Linked DNA regions of Mus musculus: region 1 is linked to region 2. Evidence: chromatin contacts called from ENCODE Hi-C or POLR2A ChIA-PET data. All regions are on one chromosome and are shown on one strand. Each heading gives the region's core, a stretch centred on a gene start or an enhancer-like site at or near the end of the contact. The rest is flanking DNA. Distances are from core to core; before and after follow the strand shown. Region 1 has its middle 29 kb from the start of Lmcd1. Region 2 holds the start of 1700054K19Rik (RIKEN cDNA 1700054K19 gene).

Region 1 (5,685 bases), core at 3,091-5,590, 35 kb after region 2:
AGACGCGTTCTCACGCCCGGCCAGGAAAGACGCAACAGACCAGAATCTTCTGCGGCAAAACTTTATTGCTTACATCTTTGGGAGCCAGGAGGGCAAGCGCCCAGCGCCCAGCCCCAAAAACGAAAGCCCCTTCAATAATTTTAGGAGCCAGAGCTCCGGCGCGCCAAAGCGCAGAGCGTGCTCTATTGTTTACATCTTTAGGCAGCGAGCGAGCGCAGGGCGCGCAGAGCCAGAGAGATGCCAGCGAGAGAGAATGGCGGAAACCCCGTCCCCTTTTTTAGGAGCGTTATATTTCGCCTAGGACGCATCACTCCCTGATTGGCTGCAGCCCATGGCCGAGCTGACGTTTACGGGAAAGGTAGAGTACAAGTAGTCGTAATACCCTTGGCACATGCGCAGATTATTTGTTTACCACTTAGAACACAGGATGTCAGCGCCATCTTGTGACGGCGAATGTGGGGGCGGCTCCCAACATTCAAGGAGCCACAATATATATCCAAAATCTCATAGATGCATGTGACTCTGCTAACATATACATACATACATACATACATACATACATACATACATAACACTCATAAAAATACAGTAAATAAATGGCTAAGCTTTTTAAAAATCAAGAAAATCTCTTGTCACAATTCCCCTAAGTTTACAAATGAATGCAGTTCTCTATTCTTATGGGGTACACGACTTTAAGCAGCTTCCAGCTCATGTCTGGGGGATAACAAGCCCCAGTTGCTTGGAGAGCAGGGTGTTTTGAACAAGGAGTCCATAAAGCTGCCTGGATATTTGGGACCTCCTCTTCCCTTCCTACCACATGCCCGGCTTGCTCTCTGCCATAGCTGTGGGATTTCACTTGGCCTGGCCTCTGGCTTCCACCCAGCTGTTGGTGAAAGTTTTCTTGCTCCTCCCACGTGACCCCAGGAACAGAGAAGCCATTTAAGCCTTATAAATACTGGCAGGCTCAAAAAGCAAGTCTCCAGCCTTAAAAACATGTCTCTGTTTCCTTTGGCAGATTGGCAGATCCAGTAATATTTTCAGATAAGAAGGTAAACAGTGGGTGGAGGGGATTAAGGCACCCTAACAAGGCCAGCATCTTTACAGAGTGGTAAAGAGAAGAACTGTTCCTCAAGTCAAGTCCCTTCCTTTGCGGGAAAAGGAAAGAGCCAAGTCCAGCAGAATCCCCAAAGCCTGGAGAAGTGGGGGGCGGCTAAGTGGCCACTCCTCTGTACTTTCAAGAAGAAAAAAGAGAGAAGAGAGAGAGAGAGAGAGAGAGAGAGAGAGAGAGAGAGAGAGACTTGAGAACAGGCTGGATGACACAGTTGTGGCACATGTCACCCTCAGAGCTTAAAGACAAAGAGCCGCGTTAAGAAAAGAAATTGATTCATTCTATGGGCTCAGTTCTGGAGTGTGATGGGCTTTGAAAGCACTAGCAAGTCCCACTCTTTACAAAGAAAGAGGAAGCCAGAGGTGGATGCTCTCAGCCAACCATTGGACTGAGCACAGGTTCCCCAATGGAGGAGCTAAAGAAAGGACTAGGAGCCGAAGGGGTTTGCAGCCCCATAGGAGGAACAACAATATGAACCAACTAGTACCCCCAGAGCTCCCAGGGACTAAACCACCAACCAACAAGTACACATGGAGAGATCCATGGCTCCAACTGCATATGTAGCAGAGGATGGCCTTGTTGGATATCCATGGGAGGAGAGGCCCTTGGTCCTGTGAAAGTTCTATGTCCCAGTGTAGGGGAATACCAAGACAGAGAAGCGGGAGTGGGTAGGTTGGTGAGCAATGGGAAGGATGAGACAGGAGCAGGAAAGGGGATAACATTTTAAATGTAAATAAATAAAATATCTAAGAAGAAGAAAAGAAAGAAAGAAAGAAAGAAAGAAAGAAAGAAAGAAAGAAAGAAAGAAAGAAAGAAAGAGAGGGGGAAGGAAGGAAGGAAGGAAGGAAGGAAGGAAGGAAGGAAGGAAGGAAGGAGAGGGAGGGAGGGAGGGAGGGAGGGAGGGAGGGAGGGAGGAAGGAAGGAAGGAAGGAGAGGGAGGGAGGGAGGGAGGGAGGGAGGGAGGGAGGAAGGAAGGAAGGAAGGAAGGAAGGAAGGAAGGAAGGAAGGAAGGAAGAAGGAGAGGGAGGGAGGAAGGAAGAGGACGTCAGACCCTTCAGCCCTCAGAAGTTGGAGAAGCAGGGAAGATGGTCTCCAAGACAGAATAGGAAAGTCTGCAGAGCCCAAGTGTGGATGCAGATAGAGATTCTGTGATAGCCTTGAAGAAAGATAATAATCGATTGAAGATAGATTATCTTCAGGGTTCCTCTCCCTTAGCCCTCACTCCTAAGACCTCCTGTGTATCACTGAATTCAGGCTCAGGAAAGCAGGTACTTTTTATAAGACATAAAGATACACTCTTAGAAGGGAGACTCAGGGAAGAGGGAGATTCTGCGTTCCATTTACTGCCTGTACATCTTAGCACATACAAGGTACTCATAAAAATATTTATGAAGTAAGTGAACAACTTCAGCCAGAGCCTGCTCTTTTATTTGTTTTTTTGATGTGGCTTGGCATAACCCGTAGATGGGTTATGCAGGACCTTAGGAAAGACGTATCTGTAAATCATATCTGTACTGAGCCAATGTTAACCCCCACAGCATGTTCTAACAATCATGTCTGGAATTCAGTGTCTTCACTCCCCCAAAGCAAGGCCATCACCCCAACATAGAAAGGAAGATGGTAATCATGGCTCTGAAAGCCAGCTTTATAAAACGCTTGCCCTGTCCTGGGCTTTTGAACTTTTGGTGCTATTGACATTGAAACCTAATTGTATTGACCTTGGTATCCAAGGTAAACAAGCTGTGTGGAGGAAATGTTTGGACCCGAAGATTCCTGTTTGTTTCCAGTCTGTCCTAATGGCCGGAATCCTGAATGGCTCCATTCTCTGCCTTTTACAGTGCTCTTCACATGCAGTAAAATGAAGAGTCCCAAACTACTGGTCCTTTTCACACTCACGTTCAGACATACTCCCTCGTCCCATGATATTGCACTGACAAAGAAACACCAGGAGCTGGACCTCTCCAGGGGCCCCAAGATACTGAGACAGCTAATGGGAAATGGAAGGAGAAAGAGTGTGACAGTCAGGAGCTGCTGATCTATTGTGAAGCTTCTGTGTATATATTTTAAAATTCTTTTAGTGCGCGTGCGCACACATGCGCACGCATGTGTACATGTGAGTACACTCAGAGGCCAGAGGTTAATGTCAGGTGCCTTCCTCAGTCGCTCTCAACATTTTTTGGAGACAAGTTCTCTCACTGAGCTTGTATCTCAGCGACTAGCTAGGCTGGCTAACCAATGAGCATCGATAGCTAGGCTGGCTAACCAATGAGCATCGATAGCTAGGCTGGCTAATCGATGAGCATTGAGGATTCACCTAATCACCTTCCTCACCCCTGCAGGTGGGGTTACAGTCTTAAACCGTTGGGTCTGGCTTCTTATGGGGATTCTGGGGATTCAAACCAAGTTCCTCCGGTGGGGCCAGCACTTCATCAGCTGACCCATCTTCCCAAAGCCTGTGGGTCTAGGCTTGGGTTTTGTTGCTCTCTTACCCTCCCCACCTCCACCCCGTGTGTGTGTGTGTGTGTGTGTGTGTGTGTGTGTGTGTGTATTTTGCTGGGGCCTAGAGATTAAACTTGGGACCTTGTGTAAGACCTTACAAATCTGAACACCGATAACATATCTGGAGCAAAGTTACGACTTTCAAATAAAAAAAGGGCCTCATTGAATCCTTTCAACAGTCCTAAGGCAAAGGCTTCACTTTCAACTTGAGAAAACTGGGGCCCAGAAATAGTCCAAGGGCACGTAGCTAAAGTGGAAACCAGAATACGCCTTTGTGACAAAGCCTTAGCTAGGTCATGCTGTCTCTCCAGGCCTTCCCGTCCCCTGGCATCATAGCATTCCTTCCCCTAATCAGGGGGTGATTTCTTAATTAAACAGTCAGGTCTTGGGCCTGGAGAGAAGAGACAACGAATGGTTAGATGAAGCGCCTCCTCTTAGAGGTTTCATCTGGGAAAACAAGGATGGCAAGGCTGGAGCTGGAGCAAAGTGGAGTTTTGAGATGGGAGAAGTAGCTCAACCCTCTCTAAAGGGCTCCAGGGACCAGAGCAAGGTTCAGAAGGAGGTAGGGAGCGGCTAGGACTGTGTGTTGGAAATAACATGCCAAAAGAGGCATGCCAGGCCTCCTGGTGTCTTAAGCAAGACACACACTGCTGGGCTGAGGAAGTTGTCTAGCCCACAATTGGCATTGTCGGAAGGGGCCTGCCTGGCAAACCTTGGCCTCCTCATAACCCAGTCTGGAAAGCTGGCCTCTGTTGAATTTGGCTGGGAGCCCTTGATGATCTCAGCAGCAGAGAATGCCAAGTGTCACTGCTTTCCGATGCAAGAGACTCTGCTCAATCAGGACCACAGCTGGACCATCGTATGGGGCCTTGGGAATGTATCCAGGGCTGACTGTGTTTTCTGACACATGTGGTAAAAGATGAGCTGAAGTCAGGCTCATCCTTGGCACAAAGAGCCTTAAAACTCTGAGCATGGTCCCTGGGAACCTTGCTAGTCTACATGGGATCTGGGTTCCAACCCTGTGAGCATCTCCTGCTATTCATTGGGAAATGAAACTACCAGGGCTGAGGAGATGGCTCAGTGGTTTAAAGAACTGACCATATAAGCTGATGACCCAATTCTGATTCTCAGAACCCATAGAAAGACAGGCATTGTTTCATGCACCTAAAATCCCAGCACCCCAATGGCCAGGATCATATTATATCATATCATATCATATCATATCATATCATATCATATCATATCATATCATATCATATCATATTTATTATATGAAGAGAAGATAGGAGAAGCCACAGAAGCTTTCAAGCCAGCTACTCCAATGCACACAGTGGAGAAAAAAAAAGACTGTTTCAAATATGTGCAAGGTGAGGTTTAGCACCCGAGGTTGTCCTCTGACCCTACATGCATACACCATCACACATGTGAGCACACACACATTCAGACACAAACACATACCACACCCCCCAAAACATCCCCCCCCACACACACACCACAACACACACAAAGAGATTCATTTTTAAAAAGGAAAGAAAGGAAGGTAGAAGAAAAGAAAGAAAGAAAGTACAGGCTCTGGGCTCTACTCAGTCCCACTGAATCCAAATGTGTGTTCCCAAACTCGCCATGTAAGGAGTTTGAGACATCCTGTCCTTGACCATGCCCTGATAAGATGAGTCAGATGTTGTGAAACTGTACTTCTCCAATCTGTATGCTTTCTGAGACACCCCCACCCCAGGTGGCTCAGATACACAGGGGAGTTTGGTCCTCAGCACTAGAAACCTTAGAGACATCCTAAGATCAGCCATGCTGCATATAGGCAATGTCCTGTGCATGCCTCCCACAGGCAGCAGTGTCACAGTAATTCCCTTTGAGATGCTGTGGAAAGCATCATCAGACAATTTGTAACATGTCTTGTCTCTGCAAAGGCTTTGAGGCTGTCTATAAGCATAATGGATGGCCTCTTGGGGAGAAGAATAAAGGTATCTTGGGCAACTCCAGAGTTCCATTGCCCACGAATTCATGCTGATGGGTTACCTTTGTGATTCCTTAAAAAAAAAAAAAAAAAAAAAAAAAAGATG
Region 2 (6,483 bases), core at 3,556-6,055:
AATCCACCGCGGAGAGCCATGGCCTTTACCTACATAGCTGACTCCCATAGAAGGCCTCTCTGTGCTTCCTGCCAGCCAAGCCAAGCCCAGCCCAGCCCAAGACCGCTGCTGTCAAGTCAAGGATTCATTCCTGCAGGGTCATCAGGAGCTTCTCTCCTTTATGCCCCTCAGCCCCGAGCCAGGTCCAGCCCACGGCCCCCCACTCCGTTCTCAGCTCTTCCGCGGCTCCCAGCAGTGACTGGGTGTCCAAAAATCTGAGACTCAGATGGTTCCGGCCTCCCTGCACACCCAGGAATCCCCGAGTCAGCTCCAGTTGTCCAGCACCCACCTTGTTGTGCTCCCCCACCCCTTCCCCATAGCCCAACACCCTCGCAGCAATGGCGTGGGGTAAGCGCGGTCAAAACTCTGGCTTCCTGCCTCCCTGAGTATCGCGAGTCCTGTGGCAGAGCAGATGCAGGACCCCACTAACCCTAGATGTGCTTACAGCCTGCGTGCATGGTAACTACCATCCACTGCTGCCTGGAACTTCCTAGTTTCCTTGGAAACAAAGCTTGCCAGGTTAAAATCATGAATGAGCATCCTGAGCAGAGCCCTCGATGTTATTGATAGCACTGATTGATCGGTGCTGTGATGATCTAAGAGTCCTATGCAGTAGACATTAGGAAGAGACCCAAGCCTGTGGACATTTTACAGGACATTTGCCATTTTGCCAAGATCAAAATCAAGGCATATCTGGATTCAAGGCCAAACAAACCACGACAAGGAATCCCAACTGCCATCCTTCAAGCATGTTAAGGGCAATCCTGCAGGTTGAACAACCTGTGAGAACTCTTCTGAGCAGAGGGGAGCCATGTTTGATGGCTGGCACAGTGTAAGTCTTCAATCAGTGTCAGCTTCGGGAAGGAACAGTCTGTTTGGAATCGGCCATTTTGTTCCCTTACAAAGCGTCTGTTTCACACAGGAACCTCCTCACCTAAGCCAGTCTGGCTTGCTTGGAGAGCTCTGAGCCAATGAGAAACACCATCTCAAAAATGTAAGATGATGGCTCCCAAGGGGGCAATTCCTGATGCTGACATCTGGTAAACATACACACACACACACTACATATACACATACACCACACACATACATATACATATAACACACATACACACACACACTCCACCATTGTTTTGGTTCAATTATGTGGCTGTCTATCTTGCAAAATGCTCTGAAATTAGTCACAGAATGACATCCATTATGTTAGTTGGTCACATATTCAGTTGCCTGTGTTAAAATTTGAAAAATTCTTACCAATCTCTAAAAATTATTACCTATCTGTAAATTCAGGAAAGGAGTGGTCATGTTTTCCCTCATTTATGGCTCTTTTGTATTTAATGCTAAAAGAGGACATTAATAAGAATCAGTTAGGATATGGTGGGCTCCAGTCGTGTGGTGGCTGTTCAAATTCAGAAGACGGTACCTGGGACGGGGTAGAGGAAAGGAGACAGAAACAGAACTGGGGCTTTGTCATCCACTATCTCATATAACCACTAGATGGCACCAAACACAAACCATGCTGTATTCCAAGAGAGCAGGCCAGGTTAACCTTGATGCTAAAGAATTTCTGTACTGAGCTCTGGAAGAGTCTTTAAACTACGGTACGTACAAGTGACTCTAGCCCAAGCAGAGATGGCTGTTTGGATGTCACTAAATCAAAAGTATTTTGTATTTAATGCTAAAAAAGGATATCAAAAAGAAGCACTTAGGAGATGATGGGTTCCAGTCACGGGGTTGGCTGTTCAAATGCAACTCTGGTATACAAGCACCTGTATCTTCAGTATCTCCCTAGGACGGCACAATTGCTACCCCAGCTTTACAGCTAATCCAGAGATGTGAAAGACTGTTTCTTGCTCAGTGCCATGCAGGTAGAAAGTGGCCAACCTTGGATTGAGTCCATATTACTCGCACCTACATCATGACACATATCCCAGAGATATGACTGAAAGCCACTGGGCCACCAAGCCCACAAGTCACCATAACAAATACAAGCATCTCTTTTCATCCCTACATCCCATTATCCTAACCATCAATTTTACAAGAGCAGATTCTAACAGCTAGTGGAGGAAAAATGCTACTTCCCCAAGAAGCAAAAGATATTAACAGGGGATTCCCTAGAACTGTAGTGAACTGCTATGTGGGTACTGGGAAATGAACTCGGGTCCTCTGCAAGAGCAGCAAGTGCTCTTAACCACTGAGCCATCTCTTCATTCCCAAGAGTCTTTTTGACTGTTACCCCCCCCCCCACCCCCCGCCCGGCCCCTGCCATCTTCTTAGGACCCCGACTTCTGCAGCCACTACTCTACCCTCTGCTTCTAAGTTGAGTTGCTTTAAATTCCAGACAGAAGTGAGAACACACTGTGTCTACTGTGCCTGACTCATATCACTGGCGTGATGTTGCCCAGTTACTTTAATATTCTCAACGAATGACTGAACTCCCTTCTTTCCAAGGTTAGGCAGTAATCCATCATGCAGGTGTGGCACATTTGCTCTGCCCATTGTGTGCCAAGTGAATACCTCTGCTGCTCCCATTTCTTGCCTTTGTGAGACCAGTGCACCAATGGACTTGGGAGCACAGACATCTCATTAAAGGAGTCATTTCAGATTCCATGGGTAAACTTCGGATCGTCATTGATTACTCTTACTTGCATCGCTCTATTGGAGGAGTTGTACCTGTAGTTTTCATCAGTGGGTTTTATCTTTCAATGTCATTTCCCACTGGATAGCATGACTCTGTGGTGTAGTTATCTCTTCTAAATTGAAACATTTCTGCCTAGAGGGTGATGGGGGAGGCCCATGAGACGTGATGACCTAATGCAGCTTGCAAGGCTCAAGATGATGATGAACATGGGCTGGAGAGATGGCTTATCGGTTCAGAGCACTGACTGCTCTTGCAAAGGACCTGGGTTCAGTTCCCAGGACCGACACGCCTGCTCACACTGTCAGTAACTCCAGTCTCTGGGATTCTGGTGTCCTCTTCTGGCCACCAGTAGGCACTGCCTACCCATGGTCCAAATAAAGACAAGCAGGTGACACACAAAATAAAACTGAATGTGGTTTAAAATAAAGGCAACTCATCAAACTCAGGACTTGGGAAATTCGGAAAATTCTGAGATTTACAAGACTGCCCCCACTTCCCAAGAATATACAGGCTGTAAATGATTACTGGGGCAGAGGAGACTCTCCTATCTTCCATGGAGCTGCCTCCAAGTTGGGAAGGGACCTTTAAGGATGCAGCTTTTTGGAGTCCTTAACTGCTGTCTTCATCATTCATGGAAGTAACGCACCCTTGTTCCTGAAGTAACCACAATAAACCCACCGTTTCACTGCACTAGACTTGGGTGGAATACTTGCCTTGGTCAGTCATCTATGCTCTGTATGATATGTTCTGTGTGTTTTGTCTGATCCAGGAAGTAAGCAAAAATGAGGGTACAAAGAAAACACGGAAAGACATGGAATGTCTAGCTAGGGCCACACTTGCCCACTGAGGTGCAGGGAGAGGAAGAACAGCAGTGGTGTAAAGTGACAGCAGGATCCTACCTCTAGTATCCTCACTCGTGCAGGCAAACACTCTTGGGGAGACCCCAAAATGGCCAGGATGTGAGGCCAATGCTTGTTCTGACCCTGCTCCTGTAACAGAGAAGACCTTATGATACAGACTTGAGCTCCATCCCAGAGATAGCTGGCGGAGTGCAGAAGAGAGTCCAGGAGAAGTGACATGAAAAGTCACATCATGGCATTTAAAAGATTAATTCAAGGCCACTTAGAGAAATGACTGCCGAGCAACCAGAATGGTGACAGCTGAGACCTGGGCACAGGGATATGGAAATCCCACAGGATTTGGGGATCCTAGTGCTCTGGGAAACTGCGACATCAGGAGAGGTTAGAAAGGTATTGAAGGGCAGGCTAGCCCCAGTGCCAGGAGCCATTAGGCGATGTGGCTAGTCTAGACCAAGATGTGTGCCAAGTGTAAAACGCCTTCCAGATTTTGGAGACTCAGTGGGAAGAGAGAAAGTTAAATATTTTTATATTGTTTGCCTGTAGAGATGATAATATTTGGGATATATTTAGCTCAATAAAATATACTGTTAAAATTAATGTCACCTGTTTGTTTTTACTATGTGAAAGTGGCTACCAGTTGATGGCTGGTATTTGGTCTCCACAGGCCACACTGGGCCTATTGGTGGCAGGGGTTGGGGGAGCATCCAGTGAGACCATAAAGGGATGAAGGCTTAGCCTGGGATAAGAGAGACACCAGACTTTCTGCCCAGAGGAGGGTTTAGGAAGAGGGAGCTGGGGTTAAGGAAGGATATTTCAAGCCAGTGGAACTTTCTAAATCAGAAACAGGGCAGGAAGGTGAGTGAGCTCTTCAGAAGAGAAAAACATCCAGCAGGTCAAACTTGCATTGCTGCACAGTGAACAAAATCCAACAAAACCAAACCACGGGATCCCATTACATCCCTCTGTGGCTCATCCCTACTTCTCTACCCCCTACCCCCGCCCTCCTCACCACCAGTTAATCACAGAACCTAGCCTTCCTGCAGGATGTAAAACACAAAGCCAGAAAGATCACTTTCAGGGCACAGGAAAGTAAAGAGGAAGTGCTCAGGAGAAGGCTTTGCTCCTCTTGTTAAAGAGCCAAGAGAAAAACTGAAGCCCATGGGCCCACAGGCAGCAATTCCCAACAGTGTGGTCCTTTGTGCCTTCCTTCAAGCCGGCTGACAGGAAGGGCTGTTACCATGGAAATGGTCCCAGCCAGGAAGCACAGTGGAGCAAACACAGACAGTCTCAGGGCTTGCTCTGTCCACAGAGCCGACCAGTTGGTAAATATTACACCAGGCGCATACCAGAGACACAGAGCAAACAGTTTGTCATCTGGGAGCTGCACTGGCCTGGCTCCAGGGGGAGTGTTACGCTGGGAAAGTGCAACGCTTGGATCCCATATTACCAGGGCATTGCCCAATGGGAGAGAGAGCCATCGTAAGATGTAGGGGGAGGACTGTATTATACTTGTGCTCTCATAGTATGTAACCTTGTAGGCACTGGTACCTGAAGAGACATTAAGTCATTCTGACAAAGAAACAGGAAGTCGGTACCTTTCTGTTCAGTTTACTTACCTTCACCAGCGTTGGATGCCCTTGAGAGAGCCCAGGTTCAGCTCCCAGCACCCACTGGCAGTTCCCAGCAGTCTTTAACTCTAGTTCCAGGGTATTTGATGCCCTCTTCTGGTCTCAATGGAGTACTGCATATACATGATGCAAGTTTATACATGTAGGTAAAATACTCATATGTGTAAATTCATATATATATGTATATATATATATATGATATATATGATATATATATCATCTTTTAATAAACCCATCTTGTATACATCACAGGGTCAATGTGAGCATTTAACAGCTAAGGAATGAAATTAATATGATCCGATATACAGTAGGTGCTCGGTGAACATTACTTTCACTTTCTACTGCAGTAAACCCACATGTGCAGTACTTCCCTTCTGCACACAAGTATAGAACACCATCTTGCTTACTATTCATTGCTCTTAACTGCTCTTAACCTATTTTTCACAGTGCTTGGAATTGAATCTGCAGCTTCAAGCTGAGTCATGCTGTCTGCCCATGCGCTCTCATTTCAGGTAATACTACATCTCATGAAGAAAATCAAAGCTACCCTGACTTCCCCAGCACAGATGACTGGTTAAACTACCAGCTGATAAACCACTCCCCCCCCTTAAGCCACATCTTCTGCGTCCTCTGCCTATAGAATTGACAGTCTAGGTATAGACATGCCAGTCACTGGGGTTCCTCTAGCCAGAAGTCACTGCTCTAGTCTGGCAAGGTGTCCTTTGTTCTTGGAAAGTTTAATATCCAATGCCATAGGTATCAAAATATGTCCTCCTGACCCCTAGCCTGAGGTGACTAATACAAAAGCAGGTTCCTGGGCCTAGTTCTAAATCGGCTCAATCAGATCATCAGGGGACAGAGGCCAGGCACCTACATCTTCAGTGTCATTTTCAGAAGATATCTATGCCCAGACTTTCAAGAACTCAATTCTCTGAATCATTCCTGCTTTTTTTAAATCTTGGGTGCTTTATCCACTTGTTGTTTGTTTGTTTGTTTGTTTGTTTGTTTGTTTTTGGCTGGTTGGTTGGGTTGGGTTCTTGATTTTTTGAGATAAAGTCTCACTAAGTTGCCCGGGTAGGCCTTGAACTTACCACCTTCCTGTCTCAACCTTCTTTCCAGATAACTGAGATCAAGCCTGCCTTCTGCATTTCTTAAACTAATTCTGGGACTATCTGTGTCAGACTCTCTCCATGGAGGCTAGGTATGCAAGATGCAGGCATTACCTCATCTGAAGAGTGGTAGCCACTGGACTCAGAAATGGCAAGGAGAACAAGCCACAAAGGTGATTGCTAGACACACTAAGAGTGGAGAGCAG

The links. Hi-C counts contacts between places; a loop is a spot of excess contacts on that map. ChIA-PET counts read pairs that join two places held with the same protein, here RNA polymerase II (POLR2A).
Region 1: a map of Patski shows a loop between it and region 2 (2.8-fold over the local background). The contact joins the enhancer-like site here to the promoter of 1700054K19Rik in region 2. A Hi-C loop is called at or near these places in 1 of 37 maps with a recorded cell type or tissue (Patski). POLR2A ChIA-PET finds 5 or more read pairs at or near these places in 1 of 5 experiments (Patski).

Annotation. Positions count from the first base shown.
Region 1 is chr6:112,241,496-112,247,180 of GRCm38, forward strand. No RefSeq gene overlaps it. Among named protein-coding and RNA genes, the nearest start is that of Lmcd1, 29 kb to the right of the region's middle. Within about 2 kb of position 4,341, at least 1 of the 3 ENCODE cell types and tissues checked has a DNase peak (open chromatin) inside an H3K27ac peak, as active enhancers do.
Region 2 is chr6:112,205,903-112,212,385 of GRCm38, forward strand. It overlaps 1700054K19Rik (RIKEN cDNA 1700054K19 gene), which reads left to right and starts at 4,806. Exons shown (of 3, transcript NR_027865.1): 1 at 4,806-4,862; 2 at 5,616-5,680; 3 at 6,288-6,483.